Linked DNA regions of Homo sapiens: regions 1 and 2 are each linked to region 3. A link is an interaction called in ENCODE POLR2A ChIA-PET data of the cell type or tissue named here. Cell type or tissue: MCF 10A. All regions are shown on one strand. Each heading gives the region's core, and the rest is flanking DNA. Links, peaks and the distances in the headings are about the cores only.

Region 1 (4,553 bases), core at 289-4,288, 160 kb before region 3:
AAGAAGCAGAAAGACAGCCAGGATGCAAGTAAAGTGACAGAAGGGTTTATCTGGCCAGGCTGTTTTCTTTCTCAAAGGGTTCAAGAAAGAATAACACTGAATGCTGCTGGAGAGACCAAGGTAAGAATGGTAATGTCCAGTAGATTACATATGTACTTGCTGCTATCTCTGAGCACTTTTGGCAAGAATTGGGGCAGTTCATGGAGGATAAGGGTAGACAGCTAAAAATCGGTTAAAAAGTAAATGAATGGGAGTTGAAATGTGATAACAGTAAACAAACACTAGTTTCTACTGAAACCTGACAGTGAGTGAAAGGGCCAAAGGGTGGAACAGACGGCTTCTAGTTTAATTTTTCTAGTTTTTTTTGAGATACAATCTTGCTCTGTCACCCAGGTTGGAGTGCAGTGGCAATCATAGCTCACTGCATACCACTGCCTCTGGCTAATTTTTTAAAATTTTTCTGTGGCGATGGGGTCTTGCTATATTGCTCAGGCTGGTTTTGAACTCCTGGCCTCAGGCGATCCTCCCCGCCTTGGCTCTCTAGTTGAATTTTTTTTCCTCCAAGACAAAGTTTTGCTCTTGTTGCCCAGGCTGGAGAGCAATGGCACAACCTTGGCTCACTGTAACCTCCACCTCCCGAGTTCAAGTGATTCTCCTGCCTCAGCCTCCGGAGTAGCTGGGATTACAGGCGAGCACCACCACACCCGGCTAATTTTTTGTATTTTTAGTAGAGATGGTGTTTCCCCATGTTGGCCAGGCTGGTCTCAAACTCCTGACCTCAGGTGATCCACCTGCCTCGGCCTCCCAAAGTGCTGGGATTACAGGTGTGAGCCACCAAGCCCAGCCTCTAGTTCAATTTTTTAAAGACTACTTGAAATTCTTTAAAAATTCAAGAAGAGCTAGCCGAAGGGCAAAGAGAGAAAAAGAAAAAACTAATTTAAGGCATGATGGGATCCACAGTATGAAGTAGGAGCTAAGGTCATCTACCAAGAATGCGGTAGAATGAAGATTTAGAAGAGGTTTTTTTAAGTGATGGATGTCAGAGCTAAACACAGAAAAAAAAGCACTGCCAGGCAGCACCGCAATGCAGGTTTAGCTGAGCCCTGAGACTACCAATGTGTAGTAGTATTAGTCCACATGGCTGTGTGATTACCCTCTGTAGGATTTTCAAAGTTGAGCAGCTATAATTATTGGATGGATTCAAGATAACAGGGCAGACTGATACGAGGTGAGGCAAGAGGCAAGATAATGAAGTGATGAACTGTGGGCTCTAGGCTAAATGGAGAATTAAATGAAGCCAAGAGGTGGCAGGTGCTGGACACAACTGTGGGCAGACAGCCTGGGGCAATCATTCTCAGCCTAGGCTGCACATCCATGTCACCTATGGAGTTTTGAAAATACTGATGCCTGAACCAATTTAACCATGTCTGTAGGGGTGAGACCCAGGCAGCAGTTGTTTCTTTTTTTTAAGCCCTTGATGTGACTCCATAGTGCAGTCAAACTTGACAACCACAGGTCTAGAAAGACTGGGTGACTGAAGAATGGAAAGGCCTATAATCCCAGCACCTGTGGAGGCCGAGGCAGGCAGATTGTTTGAGCTCAGGAGTTCGAGACCAGCCTAGCCAACACGGCGGAACCCCGTCTCTACAAAAAACACAAAAATCAGCCAGGCGTGGTGGCATGTGCCTGTAGTCCCAGCTACCCAGGAGGCTGAGGTAGGAGGACTGCTTGAGCCTGGGAGGTCAAGGCTGTGGTGAGCCATGATCGCACTACTGCACTCCAGCCTGGGTAACAGAGCGAGACCCTATCTCAAAAAGAAAAGAAAAAAAGCCAAGGTGGGAACATTTTTCTTTTTTTTCTGAGGCAGAGTCTTGCTCTGTCACCCACACTGGAGTGCAGTGGCACAATCTTGGCTCACTGCAAGCCCCACCTCCTGGGTTCAAGCGATTCTCCTGTCTCTGCCTCCCAAGTAGCTGGGATTACAGGCGCCTGCCACCACACCCAGCTAATTTTTGTATTTTTAGTAGAGATGGGGTTTTGCCACGTTGGTCAGGCTGGTCTTGAACTCCTGACCTCAGGTGATCTGCCTGCCTCGGCCTCCCAAAGTGCTGGGATTACAGGCGTGAGCCACCACGCCCTGTCTGTCTCATTTTTAAATAACTTCTTTTACAGTTCTGTTTTCAAATTTGGCTTTTGCAAGAGGGAAGCCTGGGATGCAGGGAAACCCACTGGAGACAGGTAAAGGTTAAACAAGGAGGGTGGGCTCCTTCCCCTTCAGATGGCGGGAAGCAGCCTCTGCAGCAACCTTAATACAGCTCCTCACAAGTGAGGCACAAGAATTTCACTCGGCTGGGTACAGTGGCTCATGCCTGTAATCCCAGCACTTTGCTGGGCTGAGATGGGGGAATCACTTGAGGCCAGGAGTTCAAGACCAGACTGGCCAACATCATGAAACCCCACCTCTACTGAAAGTACAAAAATTAGCGGGGTGTGGTGGCACGTGCTTGTAGTCTCAGCTGCTTGGGAGGCTGAGGCACAAGAATCACTCAAACCCAGAAGGCGGAGGTTGCAGTAAGCCGAGATCGCACCACTGCCATCCAGCCTGGGCAACAGAATGAGACTCTGTCTCAAAAAAAAAAAAAGAGAGAATTTCACTCTAGGTTTCTAAGGAAGAATATGAATTCCACAAGGGCAAAAGTTCACCTTGCTTAACAACCCCAGAATGTGTTGTTTTTATAATTCCGCTGTGTGGTTCTGCTGAACCAATTTATCTGACTCTAGGAATTTATCTTCCCTGCTCCAAGTCACAAAGCTTGTTAGTATTTCGTGTAAAATTAGGTTCACTGCTATATCAGCAAGTCCCTAACTTCACATAGTCCATGCCAGCAATTTCCAGTGACTAATGACCTTTGTTATTGTTATCACTCATGACTATATTACTGTTTGTTTATAATCAGTATATCATGACCAATTTACTACCTGTATCACTTATTTCAAAAATGGTATTGCTTCAAAATGGGCTTCATAAGCAATATAAAGCACACCTTCTTGTGCAAGCTTAACCTTGCTAACACAAATTCTCTCACAGAAGGTAAAATAACCAATAGTGAGTTAGCTCTATAGGAAAACACAAACTCTGCCCACTGGACAATGGGCTTACTACACTATAGAATGTAGAAGATTCCACCACCATAGAAAACAAATAGGAGATGGCTGGGTGCCATAAGGGGCACCTAACCCAATAAGGAACTAAAGTCTAAAATGACTTGAACGAGTAGGAGTTAATTAAGCAAGATTTTTGGAAGGAAAGAAGGAAGAGAAAGAAAAAAGAAAGAAAGTAAAGACAATTCCAAAGAAAGCACATTGTACATTTGGGGAAATGCCAGTAATACAACGTTGCTGGTTCAGCTCCTACAGAGCTGTGCTTGTCTCATTAAGGAGTTTGAACTGTAACCCGGAGGCAATGAGGATTCATGGTAAGATTTTAAGCTACTGTGATCCAAGATTAGTAATCCAGAAGGATAAAGGCTACAATAAGAAATATAAAATCGAGGGGGCACAAGGCTGCAGCTAGAGATACCAGCGAGTAGACATAGCTTCAACATCTAGGATAGATATGAAGGTGTGCTGAACTAACTAATGTCAGAGAGAAAGGCAGGGATAATGAATCAATAGAACCATCACTGAATACTAAAATCTTGCAATTTCCACTTTGCTCTTTTTCTTTTCTTCAACTTTTAAGTTCAGGGGTACATGTGCAGGATGTGCAGGTTTGTTACGTAGGTAAACATGTGCCATGGTGGTTTGCTGCCCAGGTCATCCCATCACCGAGGTATTAAGCCCAGTATCTATTAACTATTCTTCTTGATGCTCTCCCTCCCCACACTGCCCCTCACTTTGTTCTTTAAAGCTATCACACTATAGTCTAATTCCGTATCTTCCCAGGCTCAGGTTAAAGGGGCTGAATTGCTGGACTGCCTTATTCATTTCCCTGAAAGTAGCCCTGTAGCAATGATCCTGACTGATGAACGTTTGACCACAGTCCAAGGGCATTGGCAGGACTAAACCCAAAAAAGACGTTCTCAATTTACATTCCACTAAGGCTTGGAACACCAAGTATTCATGAATTTAAGGCAAAGATCGTACTAACTAAAAATAATATCCCAAATGCTAAAATTTACATGAAAAACATAACCAGTTTTTGACGGGTAGTTTATCGCAGTTATCCTGACACAATGAGTATGCAAATTCCATTCAAAAACTGTGCATCAGGTATTGAAGTTGCTGTACATTAGAGATAGCATATTTGGGTTGGGCGCAGTGGCTCACGCCCGTAATCCCAGAACTTCAGGAGGCCAAGGTGGGGGGATCACTTGAGCCCAGGAGTTTGAGACCAGCCTGGGTGACAAAAATTAGCTGGGCGTGATGGCATGCACCGGTAGTCCCAGCTACTTGGGAGGCTGAGGTGGGAGAATTGCTCGAGCCTGGGATGTGAAGCCGTGATCGAGCCACTGCATTCCAGCCTGGGCAACAGAGAGGACTGTCTCAAAAAA
Region 2 (4,553 bases), core at 289-4,288, 67 kb before region 3:
CCAAACACCCAAGTTTTATCATCTGAAGGCTTGCAATGTCCAACACAAGAGGAAACGGACCCTATTGGTGCTTGTGCATACCTGATCTAATCTGTTTCCACAACAACCCTAAGAGTATTTTATATTTGGAGAAACTTAATATTAAAGAAGTTTAAGAAACTCCTTCCTCATGACCACACAGCTAAAAAGTAACAGAACCAGGACTCAGACTTAGGCCTGCATGACTCTAAGCCCAGGTTTTCTTGAAATAATACAGAAAAAGTACTCAAGACAGTCCCTGATTCATAGTAAGTTCCAGGTAAGTATTGGCTATTCTTTATCATAACTTACTTATTTATAATTCTGTCATTATTATTACGTTGCAACGTCTGTCAAAAGGGTGGCTCCCTCTTTCTTCTGACGATGATTCTCATGTGCCTGAGACACATCTGGAGACACATTGAAGACAACTTCATTAACAGACCCTGTTCACATAGAAGCTTGAGAGCTGGTATTTGTCTAAGTTGTAAGTAAAGACATGCTTTTTCCCACTTTATTTAAAAGCCACTTTTCAAAAGTTTTTTGAAAGCACATCTTCTTCCCATCGTTGCTCTACCTCTGACTTTTCTGTTGCTGACATTTTCTTCAAAGGGTGACATCTTATTCAAAGAGTGAGTCTGCTGCATTTCCTTTGGGATTTCTTGAAGTCCCTAGGGGTCACTGGGCCAGCCATCATAGGTTTACCTCTTTCTCTAACTTTGTGAAGACATGATTGCCTTGTGACATGCATGGCATGTGCATCTCAGGCATTCAGCACAAATGCTGTGAATAAGGCAGATTGTTCTCCTTTTGCTTGGGGGAGATATGAGAATCCACGTGAGTGCCACATAGATAAGATAGAATCAGGTCAAGTTTGTTGATCGACAAGCTAGTCTGCATGAAACTTCATTCAACTTCTAATTAACCTTCTAATACTGTTGCTTTTTTACATGCCAGAAAGGGGGTATGAAATTTCTTCTCTAAAGAAAAATAGGATATACAGATGTATCTTTTACATTAATGCTGTACCATCTGCAGCCACACTGGTAGCCACTCTTGAGTTTCCTAAAAATTACACCTGTTTTGCTGCAAAGGATAGTCAGCCACTGAAGTTCAAGTATATGTGAAACTAGATGTTTTTTTTTTCTTTTCTTTTCTTTTCTTTTTTTTTTTTTTTGAGACAGAGTTTCGCTCTGTTCCCCAGGCTGGAGTGCAGTGACGTGATCTCGGCTCACTGCAACCTCCGCCTCCCAGATTCAGGCCTCAGCCTCCCGAGTAGCTGGGACTACAAGCACGGGCCACCATGCCTGGCTAATTTTTGTATTTTTAGTAGAGACAGGGTTTCGCCATGTTGGTCAGGCTGGTCTTGAATTCCTGACGTCAGGTGATCTGCCCCTCTCTACATCCCAAAGTGCTGGGATTACAGGCATGAGCCACAGTGCCTGGCTGTGAAACTAGTTTTGATGCTTCATTTTTATGTCAAATTCAGTTCACATTCTAGTGAATAAAGATGAGAAAAAGTAGCTGAGGATGTTGGAGGAGACATTAGGGAACTCTAGGGAAATGAGGAAGGGAAGTGAGAAAGCAGATGCAGGGAGAAAATTTCTCCAGCATCCCTTCTCCTACCACACGGGAAATTCTGAATACGTTCTCACAAAATGTGGCTGATAATTAGAGTGACTGAACTTCCTGACTTGACTGCAACAGCCTCAGTTTTTTCCCATTGCCCTGGCATGATTATTAATTTGCTTTTTTCATTCTCAAAAGTGTGAGATTTAAACAATAAGTTTAAAAAGCCACCTTATTCATAATCTAGTCCTCCAAAGTCTGGCTTCATGTTAATGTTTATGTAAAAAAAAACAATGAATTTTTTTAACCATCAAAGATTACATTTTAGCAAATCAAAATTCTGATTTCTGCCTAAACTTTCTCATATACAAGTGAGTATAGAAATGTTGTTGGCACCACTCTAAGAAGGTTCTGACAAGCATTCTCAAATTAGTTGAATTAGAGAAATTAGCTTCAGTAGGATTTTTGAAATCATATATCATTTTATCAGATAAAATGCTATTTTCTTAGTTGAAATCCAAAATCAGATTGTGTAGGGGTTATTTAAACTTTCTTCTTCTGCTTCTGTTTTTTTTCTTTTGGTCACGTGTTCTGCCTTCACAACTCATTGGTAGAGGTAGGATGGTCTGAGTTGAGAATAGTCCTATTATGTAAGACGGATACATCTGTTGGAATAGAGGAGGCACTGGATAGAAGCCCAACCAGACAGCTGAGCTCAGCAGCAAAAAAGTGGGTAGTAGTATAATCGCCCAGTGGGTTCACCTTGCCCACTGCCTAGACAGAGTCGATTTATCAAGGCAAGGGAATTGCAATAAAGAGTAATTCACACAGACTCAGCTGTGCTGGAGACCAGAGTTTTATTATTACTCAAATCAGTCTCTCTGAGCATGGAAGGGGGAGGTCAGAGTTTTTAAAGATAATTTGACAGGTAGTGGCTCAGGAAGTGGGGAGTGCTGATTGGTCAGGTTGGAGATGGAATCACAGGGGATCAAGTGAGGTTTTCTTGCTGTGCTCTGTTCCTGGATGGGATCACAGAACTGGTTGAGCCAGATTGCCAGTCTAGGTGGTATCAGCTGATCCATCAAGTGCAGGGTCTACAAAATATCTCAAGCACTAATTTCAGGTTTCGCAATAGTGATGTTATCCCTAGAAGCAATAGGGGAGGTTCCCACTCTTATAGCCAGAGGCTGCATGACCCCTAAACCATAATTTCTAATCTTGTAGCTAATTTGTTAGTCCTACAAAGGCAGACTGGTCCCCAGGCAAGAAGGAGGTCTTTTGGGGAAAGCGCTATTATCAATTTTGTTTCAGAGTCAAACCATGAACTGAATTCCTTCCCAAGGCTAGTTCAGCCTACAGCTAGGAATGAACAAAGATGGCTTAAAGGTTAGAAGCAGGATGGAGTGGATTAGGTCTGATCTCTTTCACTGCCATAATTTCCTCATTTATAATTTTTGCAAAGGAGGTTTCAGCAGTAAGCAGGCTGGTTCAACAATTCTTACAGGACAAGCCTACCCACATGGCATCAGCTTTAGGTAGTTCTCACAAGGCAGTTAGTTAAATCTTCCAGCATTCAGACTTGAACCATTTAGCAAATAGCCAGGTCAAATTACTTTCAGCTAAGAAGAACCTTGGCATGTATCAGAAAGCATGGGGTGATTATACTATTAATGCAGTGTCCCTTAAATTTCCTCAATTTTGGATTTAGTGGAAGTCTACAGAGTCATAGGAATTCAGCAGGCCATCTGAAGCCAGTGGAAGCAATATTTTCTGAGTTTTTCCTAAGCAGGGTTTTTGACTATTTACTTGGAAATTATTAAAAGGATGAGTCTGCTGCATATCCTTTGGGATATTTTGTATATATTTCCTTTGGGAAGAGCTATACGCTTCTCAACTTCCTCTCATCTCAGCCATCATGATATGTATTGGTAAATCAATGAATTTTTTTCATCACATTTTTCAATATATTCCCTAGACTTTCAGATGTCTCTGCCTTGTTACTGCAGATCATTTCCCTTTGTCCAAACTCTCACCTGCTACTCCAGTTAGAAGCAACCCATCATTTGTGTTAAATAAATACAGAAATATTTAATTTATTTAATATTAAATATTAATATTTAGCTGGGACTACAGGCATGTGCCACCACACTCAGCTAATTTTTGTATTTTTTGTAGAGATGGGATTTCACCATGTTGCCCAGGCTGGTCTCGAACTCCTGGACTCAAGTGATCCACCCACTTCGGCCTCCCAAAGTACTGGGATTATAGGCATAAATTAAATAAAAACAGTTTGGCATGAATATGAGGAGGAAGAGTCAAAGCAAGGAAGACCAGGAATAGAAGTAGAGAGAAAATTTTTTTACAGAAGATAGTAAGAGAAGAAAGCATGGGGGAAAAGATGCAAGAAGAGAAGGAGAATATGAAATAAGAGCCTCTCTTCAATAAGATTTGAGGGTTTTCTTCTCTCAGAGGACCTTAAGGATGCCTGAATTTAGCAGGAACAATTAGGGACAGTAAGCGCAGACTACTTAGCAACTTAGTGCCCACGCCCACCCACACCACCCCTATATCTATACCAGCACACTGTTGTATAGCAAATACAGTCATCCATAAGTCACAGGGTACTGACAAAGTTTTAGATTCAGTCTTTGTGACTGTGATGAGGATGTCTCAGGTGTAGTGCTTGGCTCTGTGTTACTTGCCAATTACACCTGGTTGGATGTAAGAGACCAACGTTTTGGGGTCCACATCTCTTCTGTGTGGTAGTTGCTTTCCTGTGTTCTTGTCTTGCAGTGAATTCATGAGGACTTTTACTCTAGATGAGTAGTGTGAACCTGAAAATTTGAGACAGGTCTCAGTTAATTTAGAAAGTTTATTTTGCCAAAGTTGAGGACGTGCACTTGTGACACAGCCTCAGTAGGTCCCGACAACATGTGTCCAGGATGGCCAGAGCACAGTTTGGTTTT
Region 3 (4,000 bases), core at 1-4,000:
AACAAATACCACAGATTAGATGACTTAAACAATAGAAATTTATTCCTTCACAGTTCTGGAGGTGAGAAGTGAAAGAACCAAGTGTCAGCCGGGTTGGTTTCATTCTAAGACCTCCCTCCTTGGCTTATAGATGTCCCTTTGCCTTCATATATTCTTTCCTCTATCATTGTCTATACCCCAATCTCCTGTTCTTATAAGGATACCAGTCACATTGTATTAATGGCCCTGTTTAACTTAATTACCTCTTTAAAGACCTTGTCTCCAAATACAGTCACATTCTGAGGTACTGAGGATTAGGTCTTCAACATAAGAATTTTGTGGGGACACAATTCAGCCCATAATAAGTGGTTAGAAGCTCTGAACTAGAGCCAGATTGCCTAGCTCTATCACTTTCTAACTGCAACCTTAATTGTTCTGTGCCTCAGGTTTTTTAAATCTACAATACTGGGATAATAATAGTATCTATAAGGTTGTTAAGAGGTCTACTAAAAGATTTGTCATAGGTCTGTGGCCAGAAGTAGCCAAAGATCACAGAGCAGTGTGGACAATCGTTGATCAATAGATTTGGCTATCAGTTTATTCCCATTAAGAGTGCAAGAGTCCTTGCTCTCTTATGGATGTCCTATCTCTAACAGAGGACAGCCACTGACCTTGTTCACCTCTTGTCAATGTGGTCTCAGTAATGGGTGGACCAGACATACAGAACCAAGGCTTGATTCGTAAACTTGTTCAATACCCCATCATTATTGCACAGAATAGTCTGAAATTGTAGAATTGATACTGCAGGGCTAGGTCATTATATTCTAGTTTGAGCCAAAACTGCATAGCTTAATAGCCCAGCATCCTTGCCCTTTGATAGAGTCTGAGATAGCTTTCATTGCTGTCTTAAACCATGCAGCACACATGTAGCTTAATGTTTTCTAAGATTGATTAGTCTGCTATCCTGGAATAAAGCCATTCCATTCCTCTGCTTCTTACGCCAGTTAAAAAATTGGGAACATAACCAGTACAATTAGTCTACTGTAAACCTAGAACTTAATGTGTCCTAAAATAACATATTTTCAGGAAGATGACAGTAAAGTCTACAAGTCTCTAATGAATTATTCCAGGACTGGAAACTGTGGGAACTGTGTGTGTTAGGTTTGAATTCTTGTTATAATTAGCTGATCTGCCAGAGGAGAGTGCTATTTGGATTACTGGGACCAGCTGGAGTCAAGGCTGTATAATTCATCACTGGCTGCTTAGGCTTCTATTAATGGTCTCAGGAAAGTGTCAAAGCATAAGACTGAGGGCCCTAAATATATCTTTATCTTCTGGCTAAGAATTATTTACATTTCTAGAGTAAATTTGTGCTATACAGAGTTCTATCATGAACTAAGAATTGTCCATATCAGATATGAGCCCTAAAAAGAGCATAGGACAAGTATGGAAACTACATACACTTTGTTTAAATACTTTTAGTTCTCTTGATAAGGTACAAGATATTTATTTGCAGGACATATACTGTTTTTGTTAGTGCCCTTTTACTCTTTTATTTAGTCCATACACCCTAATCCATCTGTTATGACAGACTGGCATTTTTAGAAACAGAAACTAGCAGAAATTAGTATGATCTTTAATTTCAGTTTGATTTTAGAAGTATTTAAACCATAATAAGCTCTTTTTAATCACAAGTTATATGTCTATTGTTATAACTCAAATATCTAATAAGAATTTATGAAACAAATCTTAACTAATGACTTACGATTTGGCAAAGTTAGAAAAAAAAGGCTTTCAAATTAGCTAATGGTTTTAGAGCCATTTGAAACAACTGAAAGAAGTTTTCCCCTCACTACTACATTTACCAGCAAGAGATAAATCACTTCCATTTGTTTGGCAACTGTAAAAGCTTAAAAATCCATATTTTAAAAATGAGTTTACAGTAGTCCCCCTTTATGCCGGGAGAATAAATTCCAAGACCTTAAATGGATGCCTGAAACTGCGAATGTTATTGAACCCTATATATACTGTTTTTTCTCATATATTCATACCTATGATAAAGTTTAATTTATAAATTAGCCATAGTAAGACATTAACAGCAATAACTATAGTAAAATAGTAAAATAGAACGACCATAACAAATACCATCCTCATTACTCTTGTGCTTTGGAGTCATTATTAAATACAGAAGGGGTTACTTGAACACAAGCACTGTGATTCTGCAACAGCTGATCTGATAACTGAGAATGCTACTAAGTGACTAATGGGCAGGTAGTGAGTACATATAGTGTGGATATGCTGGGCAAAGGGATGATTCACATCCTGGGCGAGATGGTGTAGGATGGCATGAAATTTCATCACACTGCTCGCAACAGTGCAATTTAAAACTTATGAATTGTTTATGGAATATTCTGTTTAATAGTTTGGACTGCAGTTGAACACAGATAAATGAAACCGAGTATAGTGAACTCATGGATAAGGGGGAACTACTGTATATCTCAACTGTAAAACTAAAAACAAGGAGAAAAGGTGTTAAAATTTTTTTGAAAAAAAGAAGGAAAAATAACAAAGAATGTTATTGTAGCTTTAACTTATTTTTATGGTCCCAATTATTTTTATTTCAGAGCACAACATTTTGGCTGAAAATAATACCCAGTTAACAATATTTTTAGTGCCTACCACATATAAGATTCTATGCTAGATTTTATGGGCTAAAAAAGAAAAGTCTGTATGGCATAAGATTTTATTAAGCTACTAACTGACTGCTGACTTGTGAATATATTTTTATGAACAATGTATCAGATTCAGACATGCCTTCAGAAAGCTCCGTTAAGAGTGAAAATGTGTGTCTATATTGGACATGGCCTGCTAAATATAACACGTTCCTTTCACTTTAAAATAGTTGCTTACAATCTGAGGTGTTGTCAAAGAAACCTTGGTAAGATTCAGGAATTGTCTAGATTCTCAAATTTTCTATCACATGACCAGATTTTTGGATTATGTGGGTAAACTGGATGCCTTAGACATAAAACCTAGCTTTCCACTGCCCTAGACTGTCAATTTAACTGGCAATACTTATAATTAGCATGCTCATATATGTTCCATATGAACAGAGAAACAGAATACAATCAGTTCTCACTCAGGGTAGCAGGGAGCTTGGGACACAGATTAAGGGGTTTATGAATTAATAGTCTTTCCCCTACGAAGGCTAGTAGCATCATAGCTACAGATGAGCTGTAATTTACACTGATTGACATGCTTATTTTCTCCCTTCTCCCCCCGAGTACCCCTAAACACACATACACAGACACACATCACTCACTCACAAACCCACCAAGATTGAAGGTCTTGAACTAAACTTTAGGACTCTGCCATCTCCAGAGAAGGACTTTTTCACAGTTCTGATCCTCAGCCAGTAGAGGATCCAGAATTTCTATATGGAATGGACTTGGGGACAGCAATTTTATAAAAATTTTTGTTGAGGTTGCTATGTGCATGGTAAGCATGGTAATTTTACTTAGATTGTATTTTTATTTTTGGTGGCGTATAAGGTTGACGCTAGCATAGTTTATGGAGGGAAGTGCTAAAACTCTCCCAAGTCAGCCCTCTCTGGCTCCAGGTTCCATTGAGGGAGGTAGAGGTGGGAGTAATTTACAGTCAAGTAGGAACAATTGAGTTTACAAATTACCAAACTTTCCCAAGGATGGAGGAAGTGAGTACTGTGTTTGATATTTGGTCTGTAGAACTCGACTGCAGTTTACACATTTATAAAGTCAATTTTTCACTTGATTTTGAGTGTAAAAGTACTTTAAAAATACTTTTTAAAAATAAAATTTTGGGCCAGGCGCGGTGGCTCACACCTGTAATCCCAGCACTTTGGGAGGCCAAGGTGGGCGGATTACTTGAGGTCAGGAGCTGGAGACCAGCCTGGCCCACATGGTGAAACCCCGCCTCTACTAAAAATACAAAAATTAGTCAGGCATGGTGGCAGACGCCTGTAATCCCAGCTGCTCGGGAGCCT

The links. Peaks named below come from ENCODE experiments on the same cell type or tissue, not always from the same donor. Only the 100,000 strongest peaks of a DNase experiment are listed, where the experiment ranks them.
Region 1: POLR2A ChIA-PET joins it to region 3 with 5 read pairs; 4 of 35 experiments call an interaction of 5 or more read pairs at or near these places.
Region 2: POLR2A ChIA-PET joins it to region 3 with 5 read pairs; 4 of 35 experiments call an interaction of 5 or more read pairs at or near these places.

What each region holds. Positions count from the first base shown.
Region 1 is chr9:111,900,872-111,905,424 of GRCh38, reverse strand. All of the region lies in intron 1 of UGCG (UDP-glucose ceramide glucosyltransferase), which reads right to left. Among named protein-coding and RNA genes, the nearest start is that of UGCG, 6.3 kb to the right of the region's middle. RefSeq lists an enhancer at 1,567-1,666. In MCF 10A, for the core only: no CTCF peak of the experiment used is centred there; no DNase peak of the experiment used is centred there.
Region 2 is chr9:111,808,748-111,813,300 of GRCh38, reverse strand. No RefSeq gene overlaps it. Among named protein-coding and RNA genes, the nearest start is that of SHOC1, 16 kb to the right of the region's middle. In MCF 10A, for the core only: no CTCF peak of the experiment used is centred there; no DNase peak of the experiment used is centred there.
Region 3 is chr9:111,741,749-111,745,748 of GRCh38, reverse strand. The region is part of intron 10 of SHOC1 (shortage in chiasmata 1); the gene reads left to right. Among named protein-coding and RNA genes, the nearest start is that of SHOC1, 51 kb to the left of the region's middle. In MCF 10A, for the core only: no CTCF peak of the experiment used is centred there; a DNase peak (open chromatin) is centred at 2,278.